Linked DNA regions of Mus musculus: regions 1 and 2 are each linked to region 3. A link is a contact called in ENCODE Hi-C data. All regions are on one chromosome and are shown on one strand. The core of a region is the stretch at or near the end of the contact, and the rest is flanking DNA. Distances in the headings are between cores, read along the strand shown.

Region 1 (3,478 bases), core at 969-3,468, 1.2 Mb after region 3:
TGTATAGCCAATATTCTTCTGTTTCCTTAGATTTTGAAGTTTCTAGGAAATTCTGCCATTTATCTACATTATATAGAAGTTGAAGTGCCTTCAATATTTGGACAACTTGGTTAAATTGTAGTATATTCTGTCCCCTATTCCTTTCTTTTAAACTGCATTAGCATGGTCCCCAAAAGAATCCTAGTGAGGGACTGGAGAAATAGCTCTGGCTTAAACACGCACATTGATGACTTGTAACCACCTGCAACTCCAGCTCCAAGGGACTCACTCCAGGCCTTTGACCTCTGAGGGCACCTGTCTGAGTGCACATACGTACATGCTGACACATATGCGTGCACATTATTCATTAGTATATATAAGCCCGCACATGCCTGTAATCCTGCCTTTGATCCTAGCACCCGGGAGGTAGTCACCAAATTTCTGAGTTCAAGGATAGCCTGGTCTACAGAGTTAGTTCTAGGACAACCAGGGCTACACAGAGAAACTTTGTCTAAATTACGTGTGTGTGTGTTATAGCTGAGTGGTTAAATAAACAAATCTTTAAATAATATAAGTTAATTAGATTTGGCTTCAACATCAGATACCAAAAGAGTTTTTAGTATTTTGTCAGTAATTAAATTATAATCACAGTCTCTCACCAATCATGACAAAATTTGTTTTCCTACACTTTGAAACAAGACATTGTTGCTTTGTTTTGTCTTTTGAGACAGCATCTCTATTCATAACTCTGGCTGTCTTCAAGCTCACCGAGATCAGCATACCTCTACACCTGCTAATATTAAAAGCAAGTACCTCCATGCCTAGCTCAAATAGGAAATGTTCTCTGGCTTTGGGTTGTTTTGTTTTTTTTTTTAATTTATTTACTTCTTATTTTTTTGAGACAGGGTTTCTTTGTGTAGCCTTGACTTTCCTTGAACTAGCTCTGTAGACCAGGCTGACCTCAAACTCACAGAGATCCACCTGCCTTTGTCTCCCAAATGCTAGGATTAACGAGGCCTGCCTAGATGTTTTAAAATATAAGTGTTCAAAATGAAAATTACCAATATGGCTGTAGCTGTAGCTCTGTGGTAGAGTGTTTACAGGGGATATTTAGCACTGTAACAAAAATAATAAATATAACCCTAAATCCTGAATGCATGGGTTCATGTAGCTCAGGTTTGTCTGGTTCAACTCAGAATGATCTTAAACTCTTTCCTTCCTTCCTTCCTTCCTTCCTTTCTTTTCTTTTCTTTTCTTTTCTTTTGTAACTTTCTCTCAACTATGCATTGTGGCTGCCTAGAATTCACAATATACACCAGGCTGACCTTGATATTTTTACTTACGTGTATGTGTGTATATCTTTGTGAGTAAATACCACATGTGTTTAAGTGACAGTGGAGACTGGAAGGTGTCAGAGTCCTTGGAGCTGGAGTTACAGATGGTCATTTGCCTGTGTGCGAGAAGCTCAGCTCAGATTCTCTGGAAGAACAGCCAGTACTCTTAACCACTGAGCCGCCTCTCCAGCCCCAGTGGACTGCTATTCTTAATATAAGTATGGAACAGCCTAGCTAAACATGACACCCTAAGTTCAATAATGCCTATTCCCCAATCATAATTAACAGCTTTATTTCTAGGGCAATTCTAGAAAGTAGTTGCTAATGTCAATAGGTTTAAGGGAAAATGTCCTTATTATCTAAATCAGTAGATAGATCTAAGTTATACTCTATAAATAATCAGATATAGTGGACCACTTACAAATTCTGAAAGATTAGAATATAGAAAATAGCTTTCTAATTTATGGTGTGTTTCTTAGCAGGTGGGCAGGGACAGAATTCTGTTGTTTTTAAAGATGTTGCTTGTGCATTGGTTTGTACTCTCTGAGTACGTCAGAGGGAAAGTCAGAGCCAAAGCACCAGCAAACCTGAGAGCTTGAAAGGCAGTGTTAACGTCTTGTTCCCTATTACTGTGATGACATAAACCTGATTTTTAATTCATTGTAGACTTACATTGTAAGAAATACGTGAGACCTGTGAATATTTCTTAAAGTACAGAACCAAATGATAAAAATTGTAATTATAAAATGACATGTTCCGGAATTCTCACCAAATAGAGGCTAAGAATTCCCAGAAAATAACATTAAGCCTGTGACTTGCAATAAGCCATATGCAGAACATTGGCTTGTTGTCAGCTTGCCAGGGTCTGATTGGAAGACAAAGTCCCCAGTTTTACCACACAGGAGAAGTTTCCATAACTCAGTCATTGAACTCGAGGGCTGGGGGATGGGCTTGGCTGGAACAGGGACTTTTCACCAGTTACAGAATGTTCCATGCTCTTCTTCGCTGTCTCCTAACAACAGTTAACTTGATGTTTGACCTCAGAGTCAGGCTTGCCTGTGGCAAGAGAGAGCATTTGAACCAGTTAGTAATTAAGCTCTGAAGTCGGAATGTTGTTTCTTGTTCTTCACTCTATGGAAAGTAGTTAGAATGAGCTATGTCAGCCTAGACCACAGGAGGAAGACTCAACCTTTTCTTATTTTTCTGTTTGAGTTGCTTGTTTGTTTTTGTTTTTGTTTTGGGGTGTTTTTGGGCATCTTTTGTTGCTGGTGCTGCTGCTGCTGCTTCTGTTGAATGAGGGTCTTACTCGGTAGCCCTGGCTAGCCCTGGCTAGCCTGTAACTCACTTCATGTAAACCCGGCTGTCCTTGAAGTCACAGAATTCTGTCTGGGCTTAAAGGGATGGGCTACCTTGCATGGCTATTTTTTATTACTATTATTATAAAATGTAATCTAGTTCATGTCTCTGATTCTGTTTTACGCTGGTCATTATGAAAGTAATTTTCTTAAAAGGTTATAGAAGTCTGAACCAAGCCGGGCGTGGTGGCCCACGCCTTTAATCCCAGCACTCGGGAGGCAGAGGCAGGCGGATCTCTGAGTTCGAGTCCAGCCTGGTCTACAGAGTGAGTTCCAGGACAGCCAGGGCTACACAGAGAAACCCTGTCTGGAAAAAAAAACAAAAAACAAAGTCTGGCCCACCAGTATTCATTCCGTGATCTGAGAAAGGATTACTAGCTTAGAACCCCACTGTGGTGACGCAGCTGTGGTGGCGCAGTTCTGACTTTAAAGTTACCTCCCTCTGCAGTTGATGATAGCTTCCCTTCTTGTGTCTGTGGTAATCTGCAGAAACTCTTCCATGTTTCTGTCATAGATGCTGGGATGCAGCATAGCTAGACTGCTGATGAGAAATGGATATTTTATTAGGAAGTTAGCACTATCAGAGCATTTCAGTGGAATATTAAAGTAAAAATCCAGTTTGTTAGATAATACAGGGTAAAACAAAAGGCGGTCAGGAATTCCTGACACATTTTAATTACCCTACTTCTTAGATACATAAACCTATTCTTTTTTTAATTTATTTATTTATTATAGGTAATTACACTGTAGCTGTCTTCACACACCCCAGGAGAGGGCATCAGGTCTCATTAAGGTGGTTGTGAGCCACCA
Region 2 (3,552 bases), core at 973-3,472, 1.2 Mb after region 3:
TTAGTATAGGTAACTATGTCACCCTGGATGTTCTGAAACTGTAGACCAGGCCTCAAACTCAGAAATCCACCTTTCTCTGCCTCCCGAGTGCTGGGATAAAAGTCATGCGCCACTATACCTGGCCCGACCTTTTTTAATAGGCACCAAAAAAGCTGATGCATTTTCTTCATAAATAACTTGGTTGTGTGTGCATGTGGTAGTGAATAGTGTAGCACAGGAGGAGATTGTCCTGCCTAGGCCATAGGGTGTTCAGATTATAGACAGGTAACACAGCCTCCGGCTTGACTTGCTACCGAAGAATTAATAAGATTGCTACTAAGGTAATTTAGGAGTACTTTTTAAACACAACATCCTATCTCTAAGAGACCACATAGCATACCTTACATAGGATTATCCGTGGTTGACAGGGGTGTGGGTTCCAGTCCCTTCCCTACAGGGTCAAGAGTTCACCTGAAGTAATATGTTTGCCTTAGAGGTGAGGCCACGCAGTGCAGCAAATAACCTACCTAGTGCATTTGCATTTTTAGCCTGTTCCGGGAAGGGAAGAGATCTTACAAAGCCTGTGATTCGCAGCTGCTTACTCAAGCCTTGAGAATTGCACAGGGCAGGGATAGGCAGGTGCCAACTGTTCTTGTTCTTTGACCCCACTGGACCTGCCCAGATCTGTGTGGGCATAAATGGGAACTCAAAAAGGAGGTTGTTTTGGATGGCTGCTGCTCCCCATCAGAATTCACTTCAGATCTGAATTTATGCAAATTCTCCCAACCTGTGAGAGTGAGTCTGTTGCAAGTGGCTGGCTGGGTCTGGGAACAGACAGAAATGCAACTTTTGAGGGTTTGTCATCCAGATCCACCAGCCAGTGACGCTGGAAACACGGCTGTCCCTCTCAGCATAGCCTTTTTACATGTAAAGGGTTTCTTCCAATCTGTGGCCGGCGGCCGTTGCTGACTTAGTCAAGCCTGCTTAGGACTTTGGATCATTAGGGCGCACTTGAGTCCTGGTCTGAATTGCTTGGGGAAGGAAGAGTTTTACAGTTGGAGCTTTACATGGAAATTCCCATCTCTCATTTGGAGCCAGGTGTCCAACCTATTTGTTAACCATTTCCAAACGATTCAAAGGACAGACAGGAAGTGCTTGGACACACTCCAGCCCATTTCTACTAATTGGCCTTTATTTGCGTTGGAAACCACATCCCAGAATTCAGAAAGGACTCCAGCCTCCTGAGACCCCTGAGCCACCTATGCCAACTGACAGGGTCTTTAGGGAGTTCCTGGCCTCCACTGTCGGTCTTCACCCCAAATTCTTGCTAATTCTGGGAAGCCTCTTGCCACTCTCTGCTCCCCTCGTTGGGAAATAAGCACTTTTTCTTGGAGTCTCTTTGGACTGACCCAGCTGGACAGCATTGCCTAATTGTATTCTAGGCTGTCTAAAATCAAAAAGAAAAAATGTTTTGGGGTAGCGAGCTTTTGTGAAAAGTGATGGTCCTTTGGCTGGAGCTTGGCACTCCCAGTTGCCTCCCTCCCTCTTCTCACCGTGTGCTCCATACCACTGTGCATTACTCCTCGCTCCCAAGCCTGGCTCACTGGCCATGGCCGAAGGGAATGGTGTCCTCAGCCCAGCCACCTTCCAAGAAGGCCTCGAATAAAGCGAGGAAGCCGCTCTCTGCAGCCCCTCCCCCACCCGGCTGGAGATGGGGTCCTGGGCCTCCCGAGGGTGCTCCTGGGTCACTTGTTGGAAGACTGCTAAGCCCCACATGGCGCAAAGCCTACACCGTTTGGCCATGCTCTCAATGCTCCAAGCACCTCTACTCTGCCCATTGCACCGTCCCCTTCCCACAGAGACCTCTCTGATACGCCCTGAACCAGGAAGCACAGTGGGTTTCTGTAACTTTGATCAGGATTGCTTGCTTTGTACCAGACACTGTCTTCAGCGTCACGTCAAGCTTATCGTTTAGTCCTCACTGCAACCTCAGGAGAGCACTGAGACTGGGTGGTTCCGCTGTTTGTGCATAGCGGGGGCACAAACAAGGAAGTGGACATCGAGGCCTTGGTGTCTCAGCTCTTACGAACTCTGGTGTGGAAATCAGTGCAAAAGTTCAAGTTGCATCTTGTGATCAACTGAGTTGGTGGGGAACGGAAGAAAGCAGAAAACCAAGCCCCGCCTAAGAAGCCAGGCAGCTTTTCAGCCCTCCTGTGTCACAGGGTTCAAAGAGCTGGTCCGTTCCCCACCCCGATCCCCAGCTTTCCTGCCTGGCCAGCTTCCCAGGGTGCTCTTGTGAGTAACAACGATGATTACTAAACAATTCATATTTGTATAGGCCTTTTTTTTTCCTTTTCAATTTTGGGACAAGGTCTCACTTTGTAGCCCCAGCTGGCCTGAGATTGGCCGAGATCTCTCTGGGGTAAAAGGCATGCACCTTCCTTCATTTTCGGAGTGGTTTGCCATCTTGAGTTACCTGTTTTAATCTTCCTGACAACCAAGTGAAATCATCAGTGCCTGGAACGGCATCAGCACACTTTAAAAAAAAAAAAAAAAAAAAAAGGCAGATTATGGTGTCAGTCCTCCATGATCTCAGCACTTTGAAAGCAGAGGCAGAGCAATTTCAAATTTGAGGTCATTCTGAGCTGTGTAGTGAGACCTTGTCAAAAAACAAAAAAAAAACAAAAACAAAAAAAAAAAACTTTCTTTTAAGGTAAAGGAATCAGTTTCTGATTAAGAAGTAAAGGATGTTGTCCTAGACTGGCATTAGAGCTGAAGGCAGCTATGAGTCAAGAGAAGGCGTGCTGGTCAGAGGGGACTTGGCAAGAGGTTAGAAGCTAGGTGTGGTGGCTTAGCCCGTAATCCCAGCCCTTGGGAGGAGAAGGACCAGCTGTTGAAGGCCAACCTAGGCTGGATGAGACCCTGCCCTGAGAGAGAGAGAGAGAGAGAGAGAGAGAGAGAGAGAATATCACTCGCTGGATCAGTCTACTCAAGTCCTCTACTCCTTGCTGTAGTCTGTTTTGTTTTCTTGAGGAGGCTGCAGATTGGATCTCCAGTCCCACCAACACAAAGCAAAGTACTTAATTTACAACTCATTTGCCCTTTTCTGTGTTCAATCTGTTTTAGCCACTAGAATATTATCTCTGTAAGGGCCCACTGTGTGCACAGCCTACAGCACGTGCTGAGTGAGTACTGTGGCAGTCTAGTTAGGGGCTACTTGACAAATAGAGGCTGGGGTATGGGCCAAGGCCAGAGTAAAAGAGGCAAGAGAAACGAGGACGGGTTAGGGTGATGGCTCGGTGTGTAAAGTGCTTGCCACACAAGCTTGAGACCCTGAGTGGATTCCCCAGCATCCACATCTGTACCCTATCCCTAGGGAGCAGAAGCCACAGGGTCCCCAGAGCTCTCTGGCCTAATTAGTGAGTTCTAGGAGAGACCTTAAAAAATTAAAGTTGTCAATGACAGAACATCTGACACCCACATGCACGCACCACTCAAAGATAGTAAGGGGAGACAGAAGATGGCTACCCTCTAAGAAAGATTTATAAAAGGCGTAGGTGTGGGGAGGTGCCC
Region 3 (3,445 bases), core at 779-3,278:
GAAACCTCACTCCCCAGGCCTCACCAGCATCTGGTTTTCCTCCTTCAGGATGGTACAGCGCTGCTGCAGCTCTCCCAGGGCCCTTAGCAGCTCCAGATTAGGCCTGTCCCCGAAGCCTATGTTGAACTTGGCCTGGCATAGGGAAGGACCGGGTACGGTGTCTCAGAAACCTACTCAACCTAGCCGGAGTCTTCCGTGTGCAACATCGCCACTCTATAACCCAAGGGGTGAACAGGTTCTCTCTTGTGTCCCAGGCCTTCAGAGAGGGGTGCTACCAGGACCTAAGGAGAAGGGACAGGCCCATCCTCCATGCCTTCATGCCTTCAGCGGCAGCCTCACACCATTCTGGGGCATTTCCTGCTCTTCCTCTATGCTTGCCTTTCTACCCCACAGCCTTTTAGGTAATGGCAGATCAAACTCCCTCCCCATCCGTCTAGACATCTTGGGTCTGTAGAGTCCCCTGCCCTCCACTAAAGTCCTGCTTCCTTCATCCTCTCCAGTAGCTAGCTCACTCACACCCACCCACAACAAAATCTTCCTTGGCTCAGCCCAGCACCAAGCCCACCTCCACACCCCCCAGCATACCAAGATTCCCCCCAGACAGACTCGTGGTGGAAGAGACCTAACATAATCAGAAAGAGACACATGTACCCACACTGAGGGCCAGAGCCAGAGAGAACAGAGCGAGGCCACTTAGATTCCCGTCCAAGGAAGGAAGGACAGATAATCACACAGGCAGACTCACAGACAGAGAGAGACAGAGACAGAGACAAGAAATGTGGGCAGTGGGACTACAGATTATGGCCAGTCCATCTTGCAGCCCTCTCCATCCTCTCTTACCTTATAAGCCTGTGCCTCCTCCTCCTCCAGCCCGGAACAGCTGTACCCAGGGCTCTCTGCTTGCTGCCCCAGCTTAGGCAGCCCGGTCTCTGTTGCTTCAGGATCAGTATTTCCGACAGGTCCAGGGCTATGAGCTCCCTCAGGCTTGGAACTCTCTTCAAACCTCAATCCTTTAACCTGCAGAGCTGTCGGAGTACCAGCAATGCTTGGAGATGCATCTCCAGGTTTGCACCCCTGGCCCTGAGTCCAGTGCTGCCAGGCAGGCAGTGCCCATGGCTCCATGGCTCCAAGGTCTCCAAGCCGTGGGAGGGTTGTCAGTTGCTCCATGGTTTCGGCAAGGGGCCCCCGAACCTGGACCTGGGGACATCACCAGCGGGAAGACTGACAAGGGTCATGCCAGACTAGACCATTCTCCCTGTAAGTGTTTGGCTTCACCGAGTCCATCAGAGGTTGGCTGAGCTCTTCCCACCCACGAAGGAGGGTTCAGAAGGTATCGGGGTTGCCAGACTGGAGCTGGGGTTTGCTCATGGTTCTCTCTCTCTCTCTTGTGTGTGTGTGTGTGTGTGTACGGGGTGTGTGTGGGGGGGTGAGAGACCACCACCAGGAGTGCCTGGCTGAAGGTATATATGTACGTGTGCCTCCAGGTCTGTCCCTGCAGGTCAGTGATGTTTTATTATGTGATTGGAGGATGAATACTCCGACTTGTGTATGTTGAGAAGGGTGGTGCTATGTGTCACTGTCTGTGCCTATTTAAGAGTTACCAGTTGTTTCTGCGTGGGGGTAGGGGCTGTCTGTATTGCAGGGCTGTGGCAGTGTGTGATGCTGTCGCCGGTCCTGTCTCAGTGTTGTAAAGCCCGGTGTATCTGTAGTGGCGTGTGTCTTTCAGTGTCTGTGAGTCTGGCCACCCATCACGACCACTCTGCCTGGAAAGGGTCCGCAGGAGTTCCTGGGAATGATCCCCAGTGATCCACTGTGGTCCTTTATCTCCAGCTTTTCTCTCCGCTGGCTGCCGCCGATCAGTTGCTTGCTGGGTGGCTGGGCGGTCCTAAGGAGGCCTGGGTCGATGGGCGGCTTGCCTCATAGTCTCTGCCTCAGCTAGTCTCAGCTCGAGGGACTGCAAGGGTCCCTCGCGGTCCCGGAGCTCCCCAAATGAGATGGTGGGCACGAAGGAGGGCAGAGCCTCAGAATGGGGAGTGGGGAGCAGGGGAGCATCATCATCCCTCCCTTCCCCCTCCTCCTCCCCTCCTGCCCACCAATAGGAAGTCAGCTGCTGGTTTCCATGACGATGGAGCTGGACTGGTGGGCTGGACCGGCAGGCAAGCTGGCAGGGTCGGGACAGTGGAAAGAGCAGGTTCCTTACTGGATGGTAGGTTAGAAAGCTACCCCCTCCGGACCCCCCAACATGGCCTCTTCATCCCCTTGACCCCACAGACCCTCACTTCCAGGGTGCAGAGGAAAGGGAGTAGAGACAGTCCTCTCCTTTCAGGCAAGACTGATGGGGATAGAACAATGTGACAGAGACCTAGCTGTAGAAAAGGACAGAGCTGAAATGGTGGGATTTGGAATAAAACAAAGAAATAAAAGTCTGAAAATAGAAAGACGAGCAAAAGGACAGAGTGTTGAAATAGGCTGAAAAACGACTTCAGCTTCCCCATGGCAGATCACATTTGGGGGACAGCCCAGCCTTCACAGGCTAGCAGGAGAGATCATAAGACAGGACCTTTTGGGCTGATTTTCCCTCAACCATCAGGAAGTTCATCTTCTGTCTAGCATTAGGCTTTATTTATTTACTTGCTATGAAAAAAAAATGGCTTTTGGGAACAAGGACATAGGAATTGCCCCAACCTAGGTGTCTGCCTGTATGTGGGGCACCTAGATCTCGAGAGATAAGAATGTTGCTCCTAGACGCAAGACAAGCCAAGGTCGAGGGCCCTCATGTGGCACCCCTATGGAATAGCAGCTAAAGCATAGAGAACACCCCCCACCCAGACAGTAGGCTCCACCCAGGCCAGAGCCAATGGAACTGGGTAGGGGTTGGAGTTGCATAAGAGAGAAGGTAACATTCATTTCTCTAAAGCAGTCTAAACATCAGTACACATGCTATGTCATGTAACTTTCAGTCAGCATGCATATGCATGTCATATTACATGTATGTATAGAAGAGTATGCATAGTATGTCTGTGTATACATGGAGATCACTGCATGTATGTGTGCTATTTTGTCTATGAATCTCATTGGATATATATCTGTGCATGGTTTTGTGTCATTGTATGTCTATTTGCTACAATGTCTATGTGCATGCAATTACGTATGAGTTTATCATTGCATTTTGCTATAAATCACAGATATCATGCCATTATACAGCACTAACACATTATGACATACATTGTCATATAATAATGTACAATGGCATACAATGATCTATGTACATGATAAACTTGCCTGGCATGATGTGCACGCAGTCTCTGTATATATATTCTCACCCCTCCATGCCTAAGGGGACTGTCTATAAGATCATCTCAGGATACCCCACTAAGTTCTCAAATGCTTAAGTCCTTTTATGTAAGGTGATGAAATATCCGCCCATGGCTTATACACATCCTTC

The links. A loop is a pair of places that touch in the nucleus more often than their neighbours do.
Region 1: a map of v-Abl transformed pro-B cells shows a loop between it and region 3 (7-fold over the local background). The contact joins the enhancer-like site here to the promoter of Tspoap1 in region 3. A Hi-C loop is called at or near these places in 2 of 37 maps with a recorded cell type or tissue (T-helper 17 cell and v-Abl transformed pro-B cells).
Region 2: a loop to region 3 is called in a map of T-helper 17 cell, with 8 times the contacts of the local background. The contact joins the enhancer-like site here to the promoter of Tspoap1 in region 3. A Hi-C loop is called at or near these places in 2 of 37 maps with a recorded cell type or tissue (T-helper 17 cell and T-helper 2 cell).

The regions. Positions count from the first base shown.
Region 1 is chr11:86,595,163-86,598,640 of GRCm38, reverse strand. The region is part of intron 10 of Vmp1 (vacuole membrane protein 1); the gene reads left to right. Gm46289 (a long non-coding RNA gene) reads right to left here. Exons shown (of 2, transcript XR_001780284.2): 2 at 146-3,478. Among named protein-coding and RNA genes, the nearest start is that of Gm46289, 6.3 kb to the right of the region's middle. Within about 2 kb of position 2,218, at least 1 of the 3 ENCODE cell types and tissues checked has a DNase peak (open chromatin) inside an H3K27ac peak, as active enhancers do.
Region 2 is chr11:86,577,588-86,581,139 of GRCm38, reverse strand. No RefSeq gene overlaps it. Among named protein-coding and RNA genes, the nearest start is that of Mir21a, 4.8 kb to the left of the region's middle. Within about 2 kb of position 2,222, at least 3 of the 3 ENCODE cell types and tissues checked have a DNase peak (open chromatin) inside an H3K27ac peak, as active enhancers do.
Region 3 is chr11:87,759,124-87,762,568 of GRCm38, reverse strand. Tspoap1 (TSPO associated protein 1) reads right to left here and starts at 2,028. Exons shown (of 32, transcript NM_172449.2): 1 at 841-2,028; 2 at 25-132. The coding sequence starts at 1,167.